3 separate regions of the Mus musculus genome follow, and regions 1 and 3 are each linked to region 2. The links are chromatin loops, found by intact Hi-C in ENCODE. Cell type or tissue: left cerebral cortex. All regions are shown on one strand.

Region 1 (8,000 bases), 240 kb after region 2:
ACAGGCCTCCTCGTCTATGATCAAGCTTACCCTTGAAGGACCAGGAGGAGCCAGCCCTGCAAAGACACCCAAGGGAGGCTTTCCAAGGGAAAGGAACTTCAGAGACACGGTCCTTGGGGCAGGAAAGACCTTGGTGTGTGGAAAGGGCAGAAAAGGAGCAAAGTTGTGGATGTAGAAGGAGGAAAGAAATGTGGGCAGCGGGCCTAGCTAGGCCCTGCAGGCGACTCTGCGCCAAGAGCCAAAATTATCCTCAGTATACTGGAAGACTTTAAGCCGAGACCTGCTGGGACCTGCCAGGACCTGTCTATGCTGACATTCTGAGTCTATGTGATAGATGACATGGGGCAGGGAGAATGACATCAAGATTATTAGACTCCTGCAGCATTCTACCCAGAGATCTGTGCTGGGACCCAGGACCTTGGAGGGTGGAGAAAGGGGATAGACTCGGGATTCAGGTGCAAAATAGCAGCTATTGGAATGAATATGGGTGTGAGATTAGATTCTGGTTCCAGCACCTACATGAGCAGCGATGTCAATGGCTGAGGTGAGACAACCAGGAGCAAGTTTAGAGGGTGGGGATGGAGGTTTTCACAGAGTTCCATTCTGAAAACGCTGACTTTCGTGGTCTAAGAGGTAGCCAACAGTCCAGCTCCAGTAGGAGCTACATGTATGGACAGAACATGACAGTGTGTTCCAAGACCCTCTGATCCCCAACAGGTGGAGGCTAGGTCACTCCTGACACATGCCAGCTTGCCCCTTAGCACCCGTGTCTCTAGTAATCCCTTTGCCTCAGTTTAACTCATTGTTGGCGTAGGTTGCACATAATATGTAGCTCCTGGGCTCACTGTGATGAGGGTATGGGTTAACACATGAGAGCTTAGAACTCCACAGTAGGTATTCCGTGAACGTCAGCTTCCTGTAATAACAATTATCATCATTTTAGCTGCAGTAATTTTCTTGCCATTTGTCTCGTTCTAATTAAAATCAAGGACCTCAGGAGCTGGTAAACACTTGTAATGTTCTTAGAATTATCTGTTTACAAGCCTGTGAATTCTGTGAACCCAGTGTCTACCTCCCTCCTCTGGAGCCCCTTGGCATGGTGTCCAAGGCGGTAGGCGCTGGCCATGCTGGCCCAAGCACACAGCGTGCAGCTTGATTGAAGGGGAGGGAGAAACCCGCTTATCTGACTAAGGCTGGTAGAGACGGACAAGCAAGAGGAAACGAGTCAGTGGGTTTTCCTGTGACCGAGATCACTCACATCTCTAACCCTAGATGGGAACTCCTTTTTGAAAACGTTATTGGTGGATATCAGTTATACACACTGGACTTCATCATGACATTTTCCATACTTATAAATTATATATTTTGATCATATCCCCAACTCTGTCACTCTTCTGCCCCTCCCCCACTGCTAAGCCCCTCCCTCTTTCCAAACAACCCCTCTTCTGTTTCCATGGTGTTTGTTCTGTTTTTAATAACCCAGTGAGTCTTGTTAGAGTTGTTTACAGGAGCGTGGCCACATTACCAATGGCTACATCACTGTGAAAATTTCTCCCTCCCCAGCCCCTACCCAGAAACTGTTAATTACATATTTGCCCTCAGAGAATGGTGGGTCCTCCTGAAACCTTACCCGTATCCCATGTGAAGTGTTGACAAGTCCCAGGTTGTACAGATCTTGAACCAATAATCACAGCTACTATGAATACAGGTGTAACAGCCATTTCCTGCCACAAAATCAGTCTTCCACACTCCCTGACCCTCCTCCAATGTTCGAGATCTTTCCCCGGGATGGGAACTAAGCGACTCCACAAAGCAGCCTTTTCCAACATTGCTAGCATCTAGCAGAAGAAAGGTTGTTTATGCAATGAATCAAGTCGGATGACTCCCAGAGATTTAAACACACACACACATGCACACACACGCATGCACGTGTACTTTAGACTAACATGCATAGATTCACACTTACTCCCCCTGGAGGCCTCTGTGATCTGTGTTCTGGGGTCTTGCCTTGTTACCCTGATGCCACAATGTCTCCTTGGGCAGATGTGGGGACCATTAGCCCTTAGGATGAAGTTGGCCGCCACACTAAAGGTGAGGGATCCTGAGTTTCTCTGCATGTTTAGCTCTGCCCTTCAAAAGATAAAAGAGGAAACCCAGTTAAATTTCCATCTTCGATAAACAATGAATAAAGCTTTGGTATAAAGATGCCCCACGCACCTTTGATCTAGCATTTATATTTGCCTAATCTGGCAATGCTTGACAAGTTCAAAGCCCACGCGTACTGGACCGAGAAGCTGTAAGGCACAGCTCCATTCAGTGTTTAGGATGTCAATGTCATGTTTGAAGCCAGGCCCTGGGGTCCCTCCATCCTCTCCCACCACACAGGCAGCTGTGTAGCTGAAGGGTCTCTGTGGTCTTGCCCCTCCTCTCTCAGCAACTGGCACAGATTGCCCAGAGGTTAATGCCCTAGAAACACTGGGCTCTGTGGATAGCCTCAAATACCCTGCCATGTCTCACCTGGACCCTTGCTCCTGCTGGCTCTGCACAGAGTGCTCTTGTCTTCTGCCATTCCTCTCCCCATACCTACAACCACAGCTCAAGGGCCACCTTCCGAGGAAGCCTAGGCTCCCCTAGGCTGTGTGTGGTGCAAAGGGGCTTATAGTTTCATAACATTTTTTATTTAGAGAGAGAACCACCGAACCCTAAATACTTGTATGAGATACATGAGAATATGGCCTATGCTTGTCTTCTCCGGACTGTCTTCATGCTTGTCTTCTACCAGACTGTGGGCTTCCAGCGCAGGGCTGCTGACATGACCCTAACAGGCACTCAATCAACACATTGTTGCTTGATTATTGTTGAGTGATTATTGACCAGTTCATGGGGACTGGGAGAAGGTACTAACATTCTTTCAACATGAAGCCTGTATCACCCTCTCTCATTGGTTTCCTCCCTCGTTTCCTGGCCTAGCCTCTTGCTCCCTGAAGTGGCTTGCTGAAGCACCTTGCCATCTCTCATTTCATCTAGCAAGTTCTCCAGCTTGTTCTATTTTGAAAGGAGAGAGTCCATCCTGAGCTCTGTCCACTCTCCTGTCTTAATGCCCCCTGTCTCCTCTGTCACTGGAATGGACCCAGGCAAATGCCTGCTCAGAAGTCCACAGCCAAGTATGAGGGCTCAGTCAAGTGAACAGGAAAGCAGTAGGTTCTGCACTCGGGAGCTAGAGTGGCACAGAAGATCCGAAGACGGGTTCTCCACACATGCTTCTCTGGTTCAAATCCAAGCTATCACTTATAGATGGGGTAGCCTCAGAAAGATTCCTCATTCCTGTTTTTTGGACAGTCCCCCCATAGGAATTATGCCTTCTATTGTGTGGGACCCGAATGTAACAACTCAGATAAAACATTCAGCAGAGAACCTAACCTATTTTTTTAAAAAATGCCTAAATATTTGCATAATGAAATGATTCTTAGCTGAGGATTCTACTGGCACACTGAGGGACCACACCTAAGCTCAGTAAAGACAGGATTTAGAACCGCCAGAAATTGGGGGGGGGGGGGCGGGGGGGGCGGGCGCGGAGTGAGACACCAGTTGTTTGGTTGGGTTTTTTGAGACAGGGTTTCTCTATGTAGTCCTAGCTGTCCTGGAACTCACGTTATAGACCAGGCTGATCTCGAACTCAGAGACCTATCAGCCTCTGCCTCCCGAGTTCCAGGAGTAAAGAGTGCTCCACCCGTGCAGGCTGAGGCAGTTCTTTTAAATGGAAACCTAGAAAAGGCAAAAACCTAGGAAAAGCCCGCGAGGATCTCAGGTGCTCGGTGGGGGTTGCTAAGACGTTTGATCTCAGGGACCAGATCCTGGGGGGAAAAGCGGCTGCACCCACGTGACCATCTCTCCCTCCCCACCCCTCAGGGCGGACGACTGCTTTTGTGCTTCTCGGAAGCTGGACGCCGTGGCCATCGAAGCCAAGTTCAAGCAGGACTTGGGCTTCCGGATGCTGAATTGTGGACGGACCGACCTGGTGAAGCAGGCAGTGTCTTTGCTGGGGCCGGATGGAATCAACACCATGAGCGAACAGGTACCAATCTGCTTGGACCTCATCTCCTCCCGTGCTTAGCCTGGGCGCGAGCAGCTGACGGGACACAGGCTCCCTCTGCTGATCGATTAAAAAAATTAATGCCCCTCCCCTGCCTCTCTCTCTCTCTCTCTCTCTCTCTCTCTCTCTCTCTCTCTCTCTCTCTCTCTCTCTCTTAGTGTTTGGGGGTTTTTGGTTTGGTTTGGTTTTAATTTTCTAAAAATACACTTGCCCATCTTTATGGAAATCTCACATGATTGTCGCAGCTGAAATTTAAAAAGGAATGAAAACCAGACCTGTTCCAGAAAGGAGATGGAGCCCCTAGGTTGGCCATCGTTTGTATTTAGGACTCTGCAACCTTCAAGTCTCTTTACTGGCATGTTAAAGGCTTTTCTCTGCCAGTCTGCTGTTGGCTCCAGACAGATCTAGGCCATGCGCACTGTGCTCTTAGGGTGGGTGTGTTTAAAGACACCAAAGTCAGTCTGGGGACCCTAGAGCACATTCAGATAGGGCAGCACCAACCAGATTCTGAACATGGTGCCATGAGAGGCAACCACAAGTCACAGAGGGGACTTTGGGGATGTGGTGGTGTCATAGACCGTGCAAATGGACAGCCATTCTCAGTGTGAATCCTGAGTGCTGTTACAAGGGACAGATGGGGCTGTTTCTTCCACAGGCAGCTCTTGCAAAGAGCTCCCACGAAGGGAATAGAAGGGACTGTATAATGACAGCTAATCACTTTCTTGGACAACGTCAGGGATCCTCAGTACACAATCATGTGTATCTTGTATGTTTAAAACCAGGGACTTATTTATCTGTTTTATTTTTTCAGTATTTTACATTCCAGATACCTTACAATGTCAATGAATATTCTTTTTTAAGTCGCTTTTAGTGTCTCTATAAAGTGATTACTATTTGTTTATTAACCATCCTTCCCCCATCATATATTTAAAGTGTTTGTGACTAGTGCTGAGCTAAGCACACTTACACAAATCTTTGTTCCAATCTCTATTTCCTTGGGGAAATGTTTCTTTAAAACAGAAGTGTCTCAAATGTACCAGCCTTTCCTGAATTCTCAGTCTTCAGTACTGCCCCTCCCCCTAGGAGTCTGACTAGTCTTTGCACACCTCTAGTTATATATGTATTCCCTGCTAGTCCACTTTCCTTTTGCCTGCTTTTTATCAGCATTTTTTACTGTTTTCTTGTTTTCTTAGAGGAATTCTTCCTGTATCAGGGCACGAAGTCCTTTAGTGGAACCAAGGTATCTCAGTTTGTCGTTGACGTTGGAATTTTGCCCGTAAAGTTTTCAGTTCCACAGCGATGTGCAGTGCTAGAGCCCCTCTCATGTATGCTATACTTCATCCCCTTTCTGCCTAGAGACAGGGGCAGAAACCAACTTGGCATTGCTTACAATTTTAATTCTTTCTGACTATCTCTAGTAAAAAATTGTTATACTGGTGTATAGTGTGAGACAAGGCTGTAGCATGAATATCTTCCCAAATAACTGCCTTCACAGCCCTTTGGATGGAGAGCCCCACCCCTTCCTCCTGTTGGTTGTGATGCTCGGTTTGTGATGAGCAGGAGTCGGAGAAGGGGAAGTTTTCCTGAAGGCCATCCTGCCTCAGTGCCTTGACTTGTATAGAGTGATATCAGAGCAGATGTCAGTGAAAGCAACCACAGGGATATCCAGTGACCATTGACTCTGTCTGACCCAAGGCTCATACAGAGCAGCAAGGACGCCTTGTCATGCTTCGAAGAGACAAATGTCAAAGACACTGTAGTCATCATAATTAAATACTTTAGGGGTTGATGTTACAGAATCCAGAAAATTCCTGTGAGACCCACCCCCACCACATCCCAATCAGCCACTGGTTGTAAAGACACACATAGGTTTGTTGTACTGTGAAAACCCTCCAACTTAAGCCACAATCACAAAAGGTGATGTTCACCTCCCCTCACTCCTCCCCTGTAGTTTCCAGAATGTGGAAGGTTGTGACCCTGTGTGTGACAGGGCTCCACACTGACTCTTTTGTCCTGCCAGAGTCTGAGTCCAATAAGATGCTCCATGTGTTTGTCAACTGACCACGGCCACCTTGTAAACGTCTCCGTCTCTGGTTTTTAACCACCGCAGGGTATGACCCCCTTGATGTACGCCTGCGTCCGTGGGGACGAGGCAATGGTGCAGATGCTGCTGGATGCCGGAGCTGACCTGAATGTGGAGGTGAGGGTGCGGAGGGCTGCAGGCCCTGCCAGCCCATACTTTCCCTTCCCAGTCACCTTCACATCTCATCCTTCCAGTGGCCGAAGCCCTGACGAAACCACCTGGCAGATGGTGACCTTTCTGAGGCCCCAGCCAAAGTCCCAAGTAGCTACACAAAGTCCCTGTGTGTGCTTCCTTTAAAGAAATTGCTGTAGCTCTGGGGACCTCTGGCTTGTGTTGACCCAGCAGCTCCTAGCTCCTGACTCATCCTTTCTAGGATGGAACAGAAAACGCCCACATCCCAGCCCTTTCCTGATGCCCAACACATGCTGGGCCGATCACCCTTTCCCCTCCACCCCACGCCAGACTGAGGTTTCCTCTCCTCACATCTCCTGTCCTCACCTGCAGACCCACAGTGTCACTTTGTTGACAGAGCTATCTCAAGGCTGCCTGCCTGGATGTAGTGCACTAGGCTGGGAATCGAAGCGCCCCTCCCTGCACACTTTAGAACCAAGACGGGCTTAGGTTCAAGTTCTGAAACTACCACCCGCTTTGGGGTCTGAGAAGGGGGGTGACTCATGAGATGGAAGAGAATCCCCGATGATGCACACATGATTGGGAGGACTCAATACCGAGCAGAGGCATCGCGCCAAGGTCAGGGGCGCCATTCGCAGTAGTTGCTCCAGACCCCTCCAAGGCACAAACTAAGTAGAATCTCACTTTTTTCTTCTTTGCTGCCTGAAGGCCTGCTCAGGCAGCGCTTGGTAGTTGCAGATGCCAAGGAGACTGGCATGCCGCAGCCACCAATCAACTGCCTGGAAACCTTTTAGCTTCAAATTTAGATGCCCTGGCAGTGTTACCCTGTGCTTTTTTTTTTTTTTTTAATTGTTGGTGAGTTTTACATTCATCTGAGGAACACAGACAGGAAACGCAGCCCTAAAGCCAAACCCATTTTGGACCAGTTCTGAGTTATAGCAGGACTCTCTACCCCATTACGGGTCACTATGCCTCACAGACCCCTTCAAGATCCTCAGACATGGTCTTTGATCCTCCTCTCCAGTCCCTCCCAGGTGTTTTACTCAGTGCCTTTGTGTGCTGTAAGGACACTCTGGCCAAGGTTTCATGCCCCAGAAAACACCACGTGCTGGTGCTAATATCACAAGTCCCCAGTTTTCAGCTCCCCTATTACACCCCAGCCTGGTATATGTTCCAAGACCTCCCTCCATCCTGATACCCCATCTCTCACTATTTTTCATGGTATGTTCAGGGCAAGTTCTGTGCCTGTGCTTTCAGTTACATGAGAGCCCTTGTCAACCATGAAGCCAGAAATGAGCCGTGAGCAAAGTGGCAGGGACCTCCACGATCAAATGAATGACTGTCCTGACTGTCTTCTCTGCTGTGAAAGCGTGAAGTAGTCCCACTGTTCGCCTGGGATTAGCTGCCCTCTTTGAGTGAAGTGTGAACAGAGTGGTAGTGATATTTCAAGCTACGTCACTTCCTGTAGCTCTCAGAACCACCCCCTTCCTTAAGCAGAGAGAAGGAAAGACAGACAGAAGCTGGCTCTCTGGACCACCTTTCCAAAGCATCTGTGTGAGCGAATAATCTTTCAAGAGGCACAGAGCACAGTCTCAAAATCCTCCCCCTGCTCCCGCCCCCCCCCCCGGATAATGATGTCCCCCAAACACAGTCCTCTCATGGCCTGCTTTCAGAAAGCTGCTTCGAATCTCT
Region 2 (8,000 bases):
AAAATAGCTCACATTTTTTGATATGAGTGGTTTGTTAGTTTTGATTTTGTTATGCGTGACAACATAAGAGGTAAACTTTAGGAAGATTCTGATATTAGAGAACAGGAAAGGGAACGTGTTGCTATGGACGTGTATTAGGATGGAAATTACAGGATGACATGGGATATGCAGGATGAACGGCAGGGAATCCACAGCTGCCTATGCCCCACCCCCATCCTTACTGAGATTTGAATGACAAACAAAAATGATAGGCATTTAAGGTGTACTATGTGGTGTTTATTATATGTATTGTGAATAATTACCATAATCAAGAAAATTAACATACCTCTCAACCCATACATCTGACCTTTTCCTCTGCCTGATAAGAACACTTACAGACAACTTCCTACCGACATCATCATTCACTCTAGATGCCACCCTGCATGTATGTAATGTCTCTAGAACTGTGGAACACATCATCTGTAAATATAAGTCTGTGTGCTGAACAATCCCCCGCCCCTGTCTGCACCCAGTTACCATCGTACATTCTGGTGCTACTGTGTGATTCTTTTTAGAGTCACACAATAAGTGAGACACTCCCCTTAGCAGGATGATACTGTCCAGATTAGCCATTTGTTATACATGGTGAGATTTCCTTCTTTTTGAAGTCTGAACAATATTCTCTCTTAGCGATTGCAAATAATGCTTCAATGAACAGGGAGAGGGGAGTAAATAGATCTTTTAAATAGTGGCTTTATTTCTGTTTGGTAAAGATCCAGATGTGGGATTATTGGATCACATGGTAGTTCTAATTAGTAATTTTTTGAAGATCTTCGGCATTATTTTCCATAATAGCTATATCAATTTCCCTTCTCACCAATAGAGTACACTCTTCTTTATCCTCCACACCCTTGTTGATGCTTGTAATCTTTTGACTTTCTGATAATCGCCATCCTAACAGGCATGAGCTGGCAGCTCCTTATGGTTCTGATTTGCAGTTACCCTGATGGCCAGTGATGTTGAGTGTCTTCTCACATCCCTTCAGCCACAGTTGAACGTTCAAACCAGCAGTTCAAAGCACGTCCTTCCCTTGTCGACTCATACATTTACCACAACTCCCTAGCCCAATGTGGGATCCAGACAAATAAATAGATAGTAGCAAGCCAGCGTGACAAGGGCCCAGAAATGTGAAGCCATCGAAGAGGGTGGGGTGGTGGAAACACCCAGGATAGTTTTGGGAGATCAGGGTGGGCTTCTTGTAGGAATAGGATTGTGTAAGGGAGGTAGGAATCTTTGAATGAATAAGGTTTTTCCTAAGGTAGGTAGAGATAGACAAATAGCCAAGCAATGATGCTGTTAGACACAGAAATGCAGCAGACACACACATATATTTTGTATCTTTCTTTAGCTGAAAAGAATATTCTCCTGTGCACAAATTTAAGTTTGAGCAGTCTAGAGCATTGTCCACCAGAACCACAGAGTGGCCGGAACACACACACACACACACACACACACACACACACACACACACACACACACCCTGGAACTTAAGGGTAGATTCCTGTCTGCCGAACAAACCTAGAAAGTCCTGGTGACAGGTGGTTTATGGCTAGAGATTCGCTTCCCAGTGGCAATTATCAGTCTCCCCCTCACTACTTTCCTGTTTTATTTCCTTCCATGCTGGAGCAAACCCAGGCTGAGAAGCGGCACCCGCCTGAATTAGTCAGGGTGCCTGAAGAGGGAGGAGAAACGTGCATCTTGTATGGGCTGGTGGGAGGGAAAGAGAAATCTAAAATGCCAAAGCAGAAAGTAACCCTCGGACAAACACTTTATGAACCGCAGAGTGGAACAAATAACGATATAAATGATATTTTTGTCGATAGTTCGAAAGCAGAAACTAGGGAAGCTACAGTTGCAGGATGACTGTTCTTCTCCAGGCTTCCACCTAGGCCGCGGATCCCTCCTAGCTGCAGCCCTGGTCAAGGCCTGGGGGGGCGTGTCTGAGGGGCGGGGCCGCATGGAAGGGAGGAATAAAAAAAAAAAAAAAAAACCTAAGTAATTAGCATCCCCCGATTCCATTGGCTCTTCGACGGCCCTGCTTTGCATGCGCCCGCCCTCTGACTGCTTGGTTTGCTGGGGCTCAGCAGGGTTTTGCAGCCGCCTGGCTACAGCGCTTTAGTGCGGGGCGGGAGCTCAAGAGAACCGCGGCCCGGATCCCGGAGCCGGGGGAGCCCGTAGCCCGCCGAGCTGCGGCGGCCGTATCTGGGGCGATCTAGGTCCTATCGACACTGTGGCCGGCTCTCGGAGGCTTCTGCATCCGTCTGGTCCCAGGGAGGAGAGGACCAGACACTTTTATTTTGGATGAAAGGCGCGGGTCCTGGCGGGAGCTTCCTTCCCGGCCTGGCTCGCGGCTCAGTGCGCCCTCGCTCTGGCCCCGACTCCAGAAGATGACTTCAGGTTCCGCCGTGTATCTTCCCGTGGTGACGGCTCGGGGAGACAGGCGAAAGTAGTGACACTTGCTGGCAACGCCAGGTGGGAAAGTGAGCCTAGGCGACGTGGAGCCCCGCTGTCCCCGAGGACCCCGGTGCCCACAGATCCTTGCCTTTCCTTCCCCTCGGCTCCACGGCGGCTGCAGCATGAAGTGGCGCAGCGATGGCCAGGAGAGGTAAGAAGCCTGTGGTGCGAACGCTGGAAGATCTGACGCTGGACTCGGGTTATGGTGGCGCGGCGGACTCTGTGCGCTCCTCCAACTTGTCTCTGTGCTGTTCTGACTCTCACCCGGCGTCCCCGTATGGCGGGAGCTGCTGGCCGCCTTTAGCTGACTCCATGCACAGCCGGCACAACAGCTTTGACACCGTCAACACTGCCCTGGTGGAAGACTCCGAGGGGCTGGACTGCGCCGGTCAGCACTGCTCGCGGTTGCTGCCGGACCTCGACGAGGTCCCCTGGACCCTCCAGGAACTGGAGTTGCTGCTGCTGCGCTCGCGGGATCCCCGGGCAGGCCCAGCGGTCCCCGGCAGCCTGCCCAAGGACGCGCTGGCCAAGCTCTCGATGCTGGTAAGCCGGGCTCTAGTGCGCATCGCTAAAGAGGCGCAGCGCCTGAGCCTGCGCTTCGCCAAGTGCACCAAGTACGAGATCCAGAGTGCCATGGAGATCGTACTGTCCTGGGGCCTGGCGGCTCACTGCACCGCTGCCGCGCTGGCCGCGCTGTCCCTCTATAACATGAGCAGCGCTGGCGGCGACCGCTTGGGCCGTGGCAAGTCGGCGCGCTGCGGCCTCACCTTCTCCGTGGGCCGCGTGTACCGCTGGATGGTGGACAGCCGCGTGGCGCTGCGCATCCACGAGCATGCCGCCATCTACCTGACCGCCTGTATGGAGAGTCTCTTCCGGGACATCTACTCGCGGGTGTTGGCCTCCGGGCTACCTCGTAGCTGTAGCGGTCCTGGCCCTGGCTCCAGCTCCGGTTCTGGCCCAGGCCCCGGCTCAGGCCCCGGAGCCCCTGCAGCGGATAAGGAGCGCGAGACTCCGGGAGGGGGAGCGGCGAGCGGTGGCCCTTGCAGCGCAGCCAGCAGCGCCAGCGGGGGCAGTAGTTGTTGCGCCCCGCCAGCCACGGCGGCGACCGCAGTCCCGCCAACCACAGCCACCGCCGCCGTCGCCGCCAACCATCATCACCACCACCACACGCTTCACGAAGCGCCCAAATTCACCGTGGAGACCCTGGAGCACACGGTCAACAACGACTCGGAAATCTGGGGGCTCTTGCAGCCCTACCAGCACCTCATCTGTGGGAAGAACGCCAGTGGTAAGTGGCTCTGTCAACTCCGGGTTCAAGTTTGCCTCTCGTCCCCCTCCCGCGTCTCTCTGGCCACTCGCGCTCTCCACGGCCTTAGAGGTAGGGGCCAGAGTGGAGACAGCCAGGAACCCGTAGGTTCACTCCTGAGCTTGGGATCCGCGTGGTTGACACTGGTAGTAATGTTCCCAGAGCACACAGGGTTCCGCCCCCTTTGTGCAGGGCCAGGAGGTTGCTGCCTCCCGCAAGACAGGAGCAAAATCCAACACCCTTTTTATTTTACATTTAATTTAGTATGTTGTTTTACTCGGATCTGGCTTGAGACGTTTGAGTCTCGTGAATAGCTTCTAGAACCCTGTTGTGATCTTTAAGGGGCCACATTCCAGTACCCACGAGTTGGGCTAAGATCTGGAGGAGGCAGGTTCACTTGTCTGCCATGCAGTTCTCTCGCTTGCCCCAGGCCCTTTGGGGTCGCTGTGGATGCGCTAGGAAGGCATGGCTGAGGGCAGCGAAGGTGGAAGGATAGAGCTGGGTGGGCCTAAACGTGTTCATGTAGGTGGTGGTGGTGGTGGTGGAGAGACAACACTGCATTGCTCCAAGTTTTCCTGAACAGTTTCTGAGTACTTGAACCCAGAGCTGGAGATATAGGGGAGTGGGGGTGGGGTGGAGGGTGGCAAGGCCAAGTATTCCAGGCTCTGGCGGGTGATTTACATCTGTCACTTGGTTGAAGGAGAGCCACTAGGGACCCAGGCCAGAGGTAGGGGTTATCAGCTACAGGTACCCTTTTTCTGGAGTTCTAAAATCCCCTCATCGCGCCCCCTGGAAGGTGCCGAGTGGGTTTGAACCTGGGGTCCTGGATGTCCATAGGGTAGTGCTGGGGTGCTTGTTTTCCGGGTGGCGCTAGCGGTCCCCGTCTGCAAAAGCCTGAGCTAGACACTTCAAAGCTTCAATTTTCCACAGGAAATGGTAGAAGAGTAACTGGAGACTCTAAAAGCGAAATAAAACTTTGTTACGTATTCCAAGCGGTTTGGCCCGAGGTTGCGTGGTCGGAGCGAAAAGGCAGCCTTGCTGGGTAGATTTCATTCATGTCACAGCCTGTCTGTTTCCTCCAAGCTAAAGGAGAGATGCGTCTGGCCTGGCTTGGCCTCTGGGGTGCCAAGAGTGTGCATGTGGGTGTGCCCGCGCATGTGTGTGCAAGTGCCTTGTGAATATGCGAAGGAGCAAACCAGCAGGCTTCTGGGGTATAAGGCTCCAGCTTTAACCGTTTATAAATTTACCCTGATGGACTTTCTGACTGAATCTCTTCACCTGGATATGATCATCGTGGGGGAGGGGAAGAAAAGAGCAAAGCTTGTGTGTGTGTGTGTGTGTGTGTGTGTGTGTGTGTGTGTTGGGGGAGGGGCTAGGATCTGCCTGGATTCCAGAGACTCTTCTGCAATCTCTTTGCCAAAGCCCATCCCCCACCCACCCCTCTGTTGCCCTAAGGCATACTCCCCAGAGGATACCAAGGCGTACAGACCTGCGCAGACACAGGCTCATGCTGCAAGTACACAGGGACATCCCACTGAGACTGAAAACATCTGGTGACAGAGCACGAGGCTTCCCGTGTACTTTTTCAGAATGGGGGATTTACCTGCAAAACCCCGAGTTTTGAATTGTTCTTTGTTTGGGAGCGCACCCTCAACCTAAAATCACAGACCAGCTTAATAGTCTCCCTATTGTAGGCTCCCATTGCCCCCCCCCCACACACACACACACACACTGCAGTCAGCCCTTAGCCTGAGTTATCTCAGCACTACAACTCCTCATCTTCCTCTTGGGGTTCTTTTGCTCTCTCATTTTACTTTTACAGGGATTCCCACCCACCCCCTTCCCAACCCCGAGGAAGCTCTAGTCTGCCAACACCAGCATCCTGATGCCTCTTAGTCTGCATTCTCTTGAACTGAGAGATTTGGGGTGACTTTTCTGGGCTTCTGTCCACTTGTCTGCAGAATGTAGGTTTTAACACACAGTATACCCTCAGCTCCTCCCATAGCTATGTTAGTAGCTAATCATTTTCCAAATAGATTTTGCTTTTAGGATCTTTAGCCTCTTGTAAAGACAGCATTTGTGTTTATCCCTTGTGGAGTAAGGCTAATTTAAGGGAAGAGAAAACCACAGAACTGGTTTTGGGCAGGGTGAGTGAGTGGTGGTTGGGCCTTGAAGCCATCACAAACTTCCGCACACCACACAGCTTAACTCCTGGGACGCAGGGCTCTTCCTTCAGCTTTTTCTGGTTCAAGACATGCTGTTATTTCATCCTGATCTCTTCATTACTCTACGGGCTTGTTCAAAATGGCTGGGCATGCATACAGAAGAGCTAAGGAATGAGTGATTAATGTCTCAGGCATCCTAACATACACTGAACACCAAGCCTGTTCCTTTAACTGGTTTGCACAGCAGTCTTTCTGACCTGCAAGCCTTCCTGAGGACCACACACCTTCCATAATGGATTTTCCCCTCTTTTAACTCAGTAACACCATTAATTTCTTCATTTGTGGATTCATCTGTTCTTCAATATCTATTGAACAGTTTTTAAATGCCAGGGACCGAGAAGACACTGATCGCAGCCAACCTGTTCTTAGGATCACTTTATACATGGAAACCCAGTGTGCCTTTTGTCTAGCACAACTGTCAGGCTGGGGAGGTGGCTCAGGTGGTAGAGTGCTTGCTGAGCATGCACAAAGCTCTGGGTTCAATTCCCGGCACTGAATGAACAATCCAGCCATGTAATACTAGCATGCAGAAGTGGAGGGAGAAAAATGAGAAGAAGTTCAAGGCCATCCTTAGCTAGGTAGAAAAGTTTGAGGCCAGTCTGGGTTACATGAGACCTTGTCTCAACAAACAAACAAACAAACAAACAAACAAACAAGCAAATAACAAAACAAACAAAACTCAAAGTACTGCTACCATCTCCTTTATACAGTGGAAGAAACTGAGGCACAAATGGAGCTTTTGGGGGGGGGAGTAGGACGTTTGTTTTTATATTGCTTGTTTGAACACAGATGGTCTACTTCAGTGCCCATACTCCTAGCCACTGTATCTGTAGCTTCAGGTGCCGACCAGTACCCTGCATTCAGGGTATCCTACTTCATTATATACTCAGCTGAGCACTGACCCCATGCAATTTGCTGTACCTTTTTGTTTCTGTTTATCCACCTTTTTATACCTGACGATCTAAACCGGCAGCACTAATTTTGTGTGTGATCATCCTCCAAGCTGAAGGGCGTCCCTAACGCCCAGCTAGAAATGACTTTCTTGGTGCTTGTTGAACTGAGCAAGCTGTTGTACTGTACTGCTCAGTGATGTCCTTAAAGAAGCTAACTGCCTTCTGAGCTTCTTGAATTTCATTTTTAATTATTAAAGTGTGTGTGTGTGTGTGTGTGTATGCGCAGGTGTACGTGCACACATGGGTGCCCATGTGGAGATCAGTGTGAATGAAAAAACTAAGTAAAAAGATCGGACCTGACTGTGCCTACGTACGGTGGAGGGAAAGGTTTATTGTAGACAGGAGGTAGAGCACAGTCAGAGACAGACATCTGGGAGAGCCTAGCATGAACATGACCCTGAGCCAGGCCATGTAAGGAGAGGGGGGAGGGGAGGTCCAGGAGACCAAAAGAGTAAAAGGTAAACCGAAAGAGGAAAAGAGAGATGATAATGTCTTTAGTAGAAGAGAAGCCTAGACAGGTGTAGCAGGCCGGACCCAAGAGATAAGTGCCCACATCCTTCTCGTTTGTGTATTATAAAAGGTACGGAAGTAGGAAGGGCCGAGGTAGGAGTAAGGGTGCCATGCTCTTTAGACTGCTGCTTGCTGCCTGGGGAAAGGGCAGTCCAAACCAGTGCTAAAGTTTAGGGTAGGGGCAGGGTATGCCAGCCATACCCTATAAAGGTAGGGACTGAGGGCTGCTGGGAGAAACTGGCAGCCAGATCCACTTTGATGTGTTAAATAGGCATCTCGGTTGGCCATTTTTCTGGGTTTGAGACCTAACATTCCACCACCCCCCCAATTGATAATAAATGGTAAGGGGCCATGCAATCGTCTCCGTGACTACTTCCTGCTGACATTGGGACGTTGTTGGTGAGGACCCAAGAAAGCTGGAGTGATGGCCAAGGCTGGGAATAGAAAGAGAGAATTGAAGGCGCTTTGCTTGCTCCCTAGGCTCTGTGGACCATCTTGGGCTAGGGAAGTAGA
Region 3 (8,000 bases), 260 kb after region 2:
TGGTAAAGGAGACCCTATCTCAAAGACTCATGAGTCTAGAGGGAGTATCTTCAAGCACTTGTCAGCCACTGCATACTGTGGGCTATATACAAAAGAGGATACCCCTTTCAGAGGCGTGTACTATAACAGCTCAGGCCCAGGATGTTAGGGCAGGGAATGGAGAGCAGAAGGCCAAGCCAAAGCTGGGAGACTCAGAATGAGGCTTTGGGCTCAAGAAGGAGGCTAGAACATTCCAGACAAAGACAAGAATGCATGTAAAGGACTTCAATGATGTGTCCAGCCATGTTAGGGAAAGCAGGATCCGTGCCCAGCCTATCTGGTGGCCCGGCTAATGCACTCCATTCTGAGATGGTCTTTCTTTATTAAAACTCATACCAAAGCAGAAATCCTGTTCCCTCTGCCTCCACGACACACTGGCATTACCTACAGATCTTTGAAAATGCCCCCTGGATGTCCAGTCTGTACATCAGACCTTGGGCGCACTGAGGCCTCCTCCTCCTCCTTTCTAACCATCATGCATGCAGCCCAGCACTCTACCTGACAGCACCTTCTGGATGTTAGCAGGTATCCAAATGCCCTGCAGAGTCTTAGGATGGCCGTTAAGACAGGAACCACACTAACTGTGACCTCGTAGGGCCCACCCTCACAGCCTGACTTTGAGGCACAAGAACTCACACTTCTGGCAAGGGCCTCTAATGCTGCTGGACCCGGGGTTCCAAACCTGAAAGATAATGCTGTCCTTGTGCCCTTTGATCCTCCCAACTCCCCTGCCAAGAGCTCTTGGAAGGGTGTGGCCCAGGTCCCCACGGCTGCCCCCTAGGAGAGCAGAGATTCAAACTGAACCCAGTTCCATTGTTTTCTCACATACCTGGGGACATGAGTCGGCTCTGGAGTCACCTAACCCTGCAGAAAGAATGCAGAAAGAATGGGTCGGGGGGGGGGGGGTGGTGTCATGAGCTGAAGGCAAGAAAAAGAGCACATGTAAATGTGTGTGTGTGTGTGTGTGTGTGTGTGTATACACACCAAGAAGTATCCCATGACTGGTAAGTGTGGCCCTCACTGGGAAGACTCCAGTAACAAGAGCCTGGCTCAAGGAGGCACTCAGTAAATGTTTGCCCAGTGGTCTTGTCTTCAGAGTCCAACATGGGAAAGGCTGGCCTCAGAGGGATCCCCAGCCCTGTAATTGCTTCCAATGGGGAAAGTTTGCTGGCCACATTGGCTTCCAGTTCCTGTAATGGAAAGGGGGATTTATCATGCCCCGGGGACTTGTCTGTGTCCCTGCCATTCCTCATAAAAGAAGGTAACATTCATTTGTGGCTTGAAGGAGGCCAAGGAAGGCCAGCCAAATCCAACCCAGAAGGGGGCTCCCAGAAGCCCGTGCGCTTCACACGCTTCTGGCGTGTACCTTTTGGCAGAAGAGCTTATAGTAATTGATACTGCATTGTGCTTCCTCCCTCAAGACTCCTTAGCATCACTCGTGTACAAAAGCCAGCCCCCACTGAGGCCGCAGCTGGAGCTAGGCCTCTACCGGGCTGCAAAAGCCCCTGCCTCACAGAGGTTGGTAGCCGCCAAGAAAAGCAGTTCCTCATGCCGGCCATTTGGCCTGATAAGGGCTTGTTGCACCCACTTAGAGAAAATGCTTCCACTGGCAGAGTCTTCCACTGGCAGGGCTGGGATGGTCCGATTTAACTTCCATTAGCCCCAAGTCGTCCTCCGCCAAGGCAGCGATTTCAGCCCGTGGCTCGACCTTGAACAAACGAGACAATGCGTGTGACTGATAGGAAAGTGCTTTATAAATGGGGAGCCCGTGTGGGCGGTGGGCCTTACAGTGGTGTTTCTTGTTATTATTGGTTTGGCCTTTATAAGGAAGGTGCTGGGGGAATCAATTGATTTTAATAAAGCCAATAGCCCAGTGCTGGCTGACGGTATCCCCACACTTATAAGCTCTGCTCCCCAAGGTGGGAGGGGGAGGGGAACAGGGCACTGTTATTTCCCAAGGCCTAGACAATGTCACCGCCTCTCTACCAGGCAGCTGGATGCAGAAACCCCAAGTCAGTATAAGGGAGATTCAGACGCAGGAGACATGTTCACACGAGGAGGGGGCATGGTGAGGTATGGCTGCAGTCCCAGCACTTGGAAGACTGGGCAGGAAGACTGCCATGAGTTCTAGGCCAACCTGAGAATGCCAAGTGAGACCCTTTATCCAGATAATGATGGTGATGATGATGGTGGTGGTGGGGGTAGTGATGGTGATGGTGATGTGTCTGTGTGCCAGGCACTATGCTAGGCACAGAAATACAGTGAGTGAGAGACATCTGTACTCTCAGATGACTGTAAAGACACTTCAGTTGCAGACAGACAACCCTGAAACAAAACTTGATGGGAAGGAGACCCAAATTTCCTAACCCAGTAACCACTGAGCTGGACCCAAAGAAGGGACAGCTTCCACTGGTAAAGAAGAGAGCGCATCCAGGCTGAAGGAGCTGGAAGACATGGCCAGGTTCTGGTAGAGGCAAGAGAGAGGACAGTGCACATAAAAGACAGGCACCAGGCTGAATGTGGTGACAGCCACTCATAATCCCAGCACTCAGGAAGGGGAGGTACGGGGAAGGTGAGTGAGAGGCTAGCCTGGGCTACACAGCAAGTTGGTTGTTACATAGTGAGATCTGTCCCAAAACAAGCAAGCAAACAAACAAACCAACCAACCAACCAACCAACCAAATTCTATTACGGGTCTGCTTAACTGAAACGTGCAAACTGGGTAATTCTAGTTTGTCCTGGCTAGCAGTGGGGGAAACAGAACTATCTGCTAATTGGTAGTTTAAGAGTATTAAGCATTTCCCAAATTGGTGTTTTATTTAGTGTGCTTGAGAGCATGCGTGTGCACGCACCACACACACACATTTGAATATACCAGAGCACATTTGAAAAGAATTTTCCAGAATTCTATTATGGTGGTAGTTGTACCACAGTGTGATCCCAACACAGGTTGTGACCAGTCTGTGAATTTTGCCCACCCCATTACCAAAGCTCCAGGCAGGTAAAGCCAGTCACATGGAAGACAGTTGAAAATGGAGATCCTGGGGCAAACTGGACTGTGTATGCACCTCGTGCAAAAAGAACCCTTGGTTGTCAAGTGAAGCATGTATGAAACTCAGATACATTCATGGTATTCAGTCATTCAGGGGACAGCCATTTGCAGAACTCTATAATGTGGGACACTCTTCAGACACTGGAAGTCACATGATAAGGGACAGCCTTGCTTGGACAAGCGCCACCAGTGACTTTCCAAACCCTGGATCCTTTATGGCTTCCTCTGGGGTCTTGTCAACTGGGACTCTGGAGGCTCTCTAAGTTGTGTCACCTGCACAGCCTGACTGGATGAGAGGTAGGCTGGTCATCATCCTCAGGTGACTCACTTGTCATGAGGAGCCACGCTCAGGTTGTTTCATTTGGCCCTGCAGATAGACATGGGGGCAGAACCTGAAACCACAGGGTCATGATTTCAGGGTGTCATCAGGGAAACCTGTCCAAATGTCCCCCGTCAGGTAGAGTGATGTCCAGGGGTGATGTGATGACTTCTGAAGGAACTGAGTCCGACTGGGGTCTTGCTCACAGTGTCTTATTCCTTCCAGCTCGTCATGCAGTATCTCTACTACGGTGGCCCAGAGTCACTTCTCATTAAAAACAATGAGATCATGGAGGTAAGGAGACCACTGTGGTTTTAGCTACCCCAGCCTTCCCTGGCTTCAGGCTGGCGGCCCACCCAGGCATTAGGAAACTCCCGGACTCGTGGTCCTCCCAAACAAGGCAGCTTCTCTGGGGAGTCTTCCCCTAGACGACTAGCCACACCAGGGGCCCTGGGTGGAAACCAGTTTTAACTGGCTTGTGAGGGGCACGTTCTCAGGAAGAGTTGGGGGACTGGCAGGCTTGGACTGCTACCGCACCACAGGAAGTATCCTAGAGACCGTCCTCCCCCTTGTGGTTGCTAATAGAATTACATCCATGAGAAGCATGGCTCTTTAGAGCTGGGAGCCTTTCCTAGCCTGCCCCCTTGCCTGCTGTTCCTCCTCCATGTCTCCACCACTACACTTTCCCACCCCAGCTTCTGCTCCCTCTGCACCTGGCTCCCCATTGTATCCCCCTATCCAGAGCCAGAGCACCGAGCCATTTTCCTAAATCAAAGACAGGCACTAGCCGGGCATGGTGGCACACACCTGAATCCCAGGACTCTCAGGGCAGAGGCAAGTGGATCTCTGAATTGAAGGCCAGCCCTGTCTACATAGGGAGTTCCTGGCCAGCCAGGCCTATGTAGTGAGATCCTCTTTTATATAAGTACATTGTAGCTGTCTTCAGACACACCAGAAGAGTGCATCTGATCTCATTACGGACAGTTGTGAGCCAACATGTGGTAGCTGGGATCTGAGAGATCCTCTTTTAAAAAATAGTTAAATAACTTTTTTAAAAGCTGGAAGTTTGCCGGGCAGTGGTGGTGCATGCCTTTAATCCCAGCACTTAGGAGGCAGAGGCAAGTGGATTTCTGAGTTCGAGGCCAGCCTGGTCTACAAAGTGAGCTCCAGGACAGCCAGGGCTATACAGAGAAACCCTGTCTCGGGGGAAAAAAAAAGCTAGAAGTTTAGTGCCAGTGCCCTTCAGCCCAAACTCTGGGTTACATAAGGGCTCTGCCATGTCTAATCTGTGGGGCCTTGGGCAATTTATTTGACCTAGCTGGCTTCTGATTTCTCTCCTGGAAATGGCCATGGTCTAGGAGGATTTGACAAACATCTGTTTTAGAAGATTCTTAGGCACCTTTGGCCAAGGAGAAAGTTGTAGGGCTCTGCCATCCTAAGTGCCCAGTTTGTCCTATCTCCATACTCTGCTTACCCTCCCCCACCCCGCCCCCACCAGAGAGACTCCGCTCTCTGGACCCCTCTTCTCATCTTGTCCTCCACAGGACCTGGTTGCCTTTACAAACATTTTACATTTTTCTTTCCGCACTGACTACATGTACTAGTTTGTTAGAGAGACTGTGATCAAGAGGCTGGATAAATAGGCAGGAGAGGGTCCACACAGCCAGCTCAGAACCCAAGTTCTGTGGAGTTGGAATGTGCTGTCTTCCCAGGATAGGGACATGTTCACCTGCCCAGCATCTGCAGAGCCGATTCACTGAGAGATTTTATGTAGGGAAATGAATTCACATTTAAGTCACAGCTGGCTCATGTACAGGTAACTCCAGAACCTGGGAGGGATCTGAGGCTGACCAGGAGTAGATAGCAACCTCCCAGCCAGTATCATGAAGAAGAAGAAGAAGAAGAAGAAGAAGAAGAAGAAGAAGAAGAAGAAGAAGAAGAAGAAGAAGAAGAAGAAGAAGAAGAAGAAGAAGAAGAAGAAGGAGAAGAAGAAGAAGAAGAGAGAACAAGAAAGGAGAAGAAGAAAAGAAACAAACCCAAGAAAGCTTACGATAAACCCCACTTTGCTCCCACACACACTTGGGAAACTATAGCTCCCCCTCTCCAGAACCTGTCACTTTCAGTAGACTTCTGTGAGCCTCCCATGGCCCAGAGCTGACTTTGGTTGGGCTGGGGGTGGCAGTAGTCGGTCCGATGGGGTGAAGAACCGGACCTCCTGGACTCTGTCAAGGGAAGCAGGACTGAAATAGCTTCTAGATAGGAAGTACCATAAGGAAGATGAAGAAGGGGGGGCGGGGATGAGGGGAAGGTCCCTGAGGTGGGGTGGCAAAGAAAGACCCTCTGAGGTATGACATCAGAGTAGAGATCCAGGGAACACAGGCAAGGGGGGAGCCATGGTGATACCCACCTCACTAATAGGTGCCTATCCCCTCCTCCTTGCTAGATGTGATCTGGGGCACTTGGGGTTCACCTGCTATCACAGGTGTGTCTGTGACTCACTTCACCACGCTCTCTGTCCCACAGTAGACTTGTGTAGCCAGGGCCTGTCCCCCTGGTCTCACCTTACGCCTGCAGTATACTCCAGCCATCTCTACTTCCTGACCCTCAGCTGGGCATTCTGTGGGTTGCGGCTGTTTGCATTGCTTTTCTATTGCTGTCTCAAAACACTCCGACTAAGGCAACTTGAAGAAGAGAAGGTTTATTTGAGCTTGCAGTCATGTTACTGCCGTGGAGACCGCAGGTGGCAGCCATGGTGGCTGGAGCAGCAGCTGAGAGCTCACTCGCATCTTGAACCAGAAACACAAAGTAGGGAGAGGCAACTGGGAATAGGGAAAGGCCCTCAGCTCTCAAAGCCTGCTTCCTGTGGTGTGCCTCCTCCAACAAAGCCTCAGCTCTTAAACTGTCGTCCCGTCCCCGTCCCCGCTTCCCCCCCCCCCCCCCCCAGACAGTGTCATCAGCCGGGGACCACATGCTCAAATGCCTGGGACTATGAAGGATAGTTCTCATTCATACCATCACAGGGGCTCACTCCAGTAGTCTGGCTGCTCTTTCTTCTGCCCCTTCCCTGTCTCTAACAGCCCTTTTTGTGGATTCTAGCTTCTGTCTGCTGCTAAATTTTTCCAGCTGGAGGCTCTGCAGCGACACTGTGAGATTATCTGTGCAAAAAGCATCAATACTGACAACTGTGTGGATATCTACAGCCACGCCAAGGTAGGTCCCCCTGTGTTATGTTGCTTGGGATTAAACTCTGGGCCTTAGCACACATCAGCCAGTTGTTTCTGCTGCTCAGTTATGTCCTCAACCCAAGGGGTTTTCTTCCCTGCTTCAGATCTGCTATCTCTTTGGCCTTGTTTCTTCCTTGTACACTGGAAGGTACGCTAGGCAACAGTGGTCTCTTTAAGAGTGTCATTCACTCTTCAGTGACAAGAATTACATCACAGACTCATTCCTCAGGCCTGGACTGGGCTCTCAACTCTGCTTCCTAATCAGGCACTAGCTGATGTCTCTGTTAACCAGTAATCTTGAATAGAAGATTTTAGAACGGTGGGCCTCAAAATGTGGTCTCCAACTCAACAGCAGGCACAAGGAATTTATTAGGAAATCATACCCCAGATTTATCAAACCAGAAACTTGGGAGGTGGGGCGGGGAGAGAGGTTGTTCCTAGGCAGTCGCATCTATCAAGCCAAAAATTGGGGGTGAGGGGTGTTCCTGATTCCAGTGTAAGTTCAAGTGTGTGTTAATTATGTTTCTGTTGCTGATAAAACACCACAACAAAGGCAGTTTATAGAGGGAAGGGCTAATTTGGGCTTCCAGTCGGATAAGAGTCTGTCATGGTAAGAAGGCATAGCAGCAAGAGGCAGGCTTGATGGCAGGAGCAGGAAGCTGAAGGCTCACATCTTCAATCAGCGAACACAAAGCAAAGAAAATGGATTTGAATGGGTGTGAGGCTTTTAATCTCAAAGCCTGCCCCCAATGTCATACTTCCTCCAGCAAGGCTATATCATCTAAACCTTTCCAAACAGTGTGCCACCAACTGAGAACCAAGTGCTCCAATGCCCCAAACTGTGGGGGGACACTTCTCAGGCAAACTATGCAAACTACCACTTTCCTTCCTGTTTCTGTGCTCTTTCTCTCTCTCATATTCACATGATATTCTGGTTAGTGTGGATTACACCCAAATCTGGCTCCTAAGAATCTAAGCATTTTTCTTTTTCTTTTTGAGAGAGTCACTATATAGCTGGCTTTGAATTCTCCATCCTTCTGCTTTGACCCTGAAGACTGAAATTTTTACCTGAACCCCAACTAAGCAGTATTTGTCTTCACCTTAAATGGGTTGCTTTGCATAGTGGCACTACCCAGAGAGACCTTCTGTGCTCAGGAAGAGGACCAGTGTCTTCTTCCTCTCCTCCCTTAACCATGACCGTTTGATCACTGTGGGTAGCTTTTCTGTGGCTTTCCACCTTGGCTGAGTCCTGTCTGTATCCTAAGAGTCCTTAGCATGTTCCGTCAGCAGCACATGCCCTGATGTAATAATGAAAACTGATGCCATGTGAGTCCCAGCAGGGAATACAGGCCAAGAGCACCCATGA

What was found. Peaks named below come from ENCODE experiments on the same cell type or tissue, not always from the same donor. Only the 100,000 strongest peaks of a DNase experiment are listed, where the experiment ranks them.
Region 1: a loop joins it to region 2, with 2.1 times the contacts of the local background. A loop is called at or near these places in 8 of 42 quality-filtered maps.
Region 3: it touches region 2 in a loop (2.6-fold over the local background); 4 of 42 quality-filtered maps call a loop at or near these places.

Annotation. Positions count from the first base shown.
Region 1 is chr10:85,620,994-85,628,993 of GRCm38, forward strand. Btbd11 (BTB (POZ) domain containing 11) reads left to right here. Exons shown (of 17, transcript NM_028709.2): 5 at 3,910-4,075; 6 at 6,204-6,293. Among named protein-coding and RNA genes, the nearest start is that of Gm40731, 35 kb to the left of the region's middle. In left cerebral cortex, a CTCF peak has its summit at 4,140 (motif pointing left); DNase peaks (open chromatin) are centred at 4,067 and 4,454; H3K4me3 peaks cover 479 bases; H3K27ac peaks cover 249 bases.
Region 2 is chr10:85,384,698-85,392,697 of GRCm38, forward strand. It overlaps Btbd11 (BTB (POZ) domain containing 11), which reads left to right and starts at 2,117. Exons shown (of 17, transcript NM_028709.2): 1 at 2,117-3,781. The coding sequence starts at 2,632. In left cerebral cortex, CTCF peaks have their summits at 1,967 and 4,212; DNase peaks (open chromatin) are centred at 2,087, 2,728, 3,094, 3,356 and 2 more places; H3K4me3 peaks cover 2,484 bases.
Region 3 is chr10:85,647,972-85,655,971 of GRCm38, forward strand. Btbd11 (BTB (POZ) domain containing 11) reads left to right here. Exons shown (of 17, transcript NM_028709.2): 15 at 3,636-3,704; 16 at 6,507-6,620. Among named protein-coding and RNA genes, the nearest start is that of Gm6713, 59 kb to the right of the region's middle. In left cerebral cortex, a CTCF peak has its summit at 3,993 (motif pointing left); DNase peaks (open chromatin) are centred at 3,263, 4,008 and 6,609.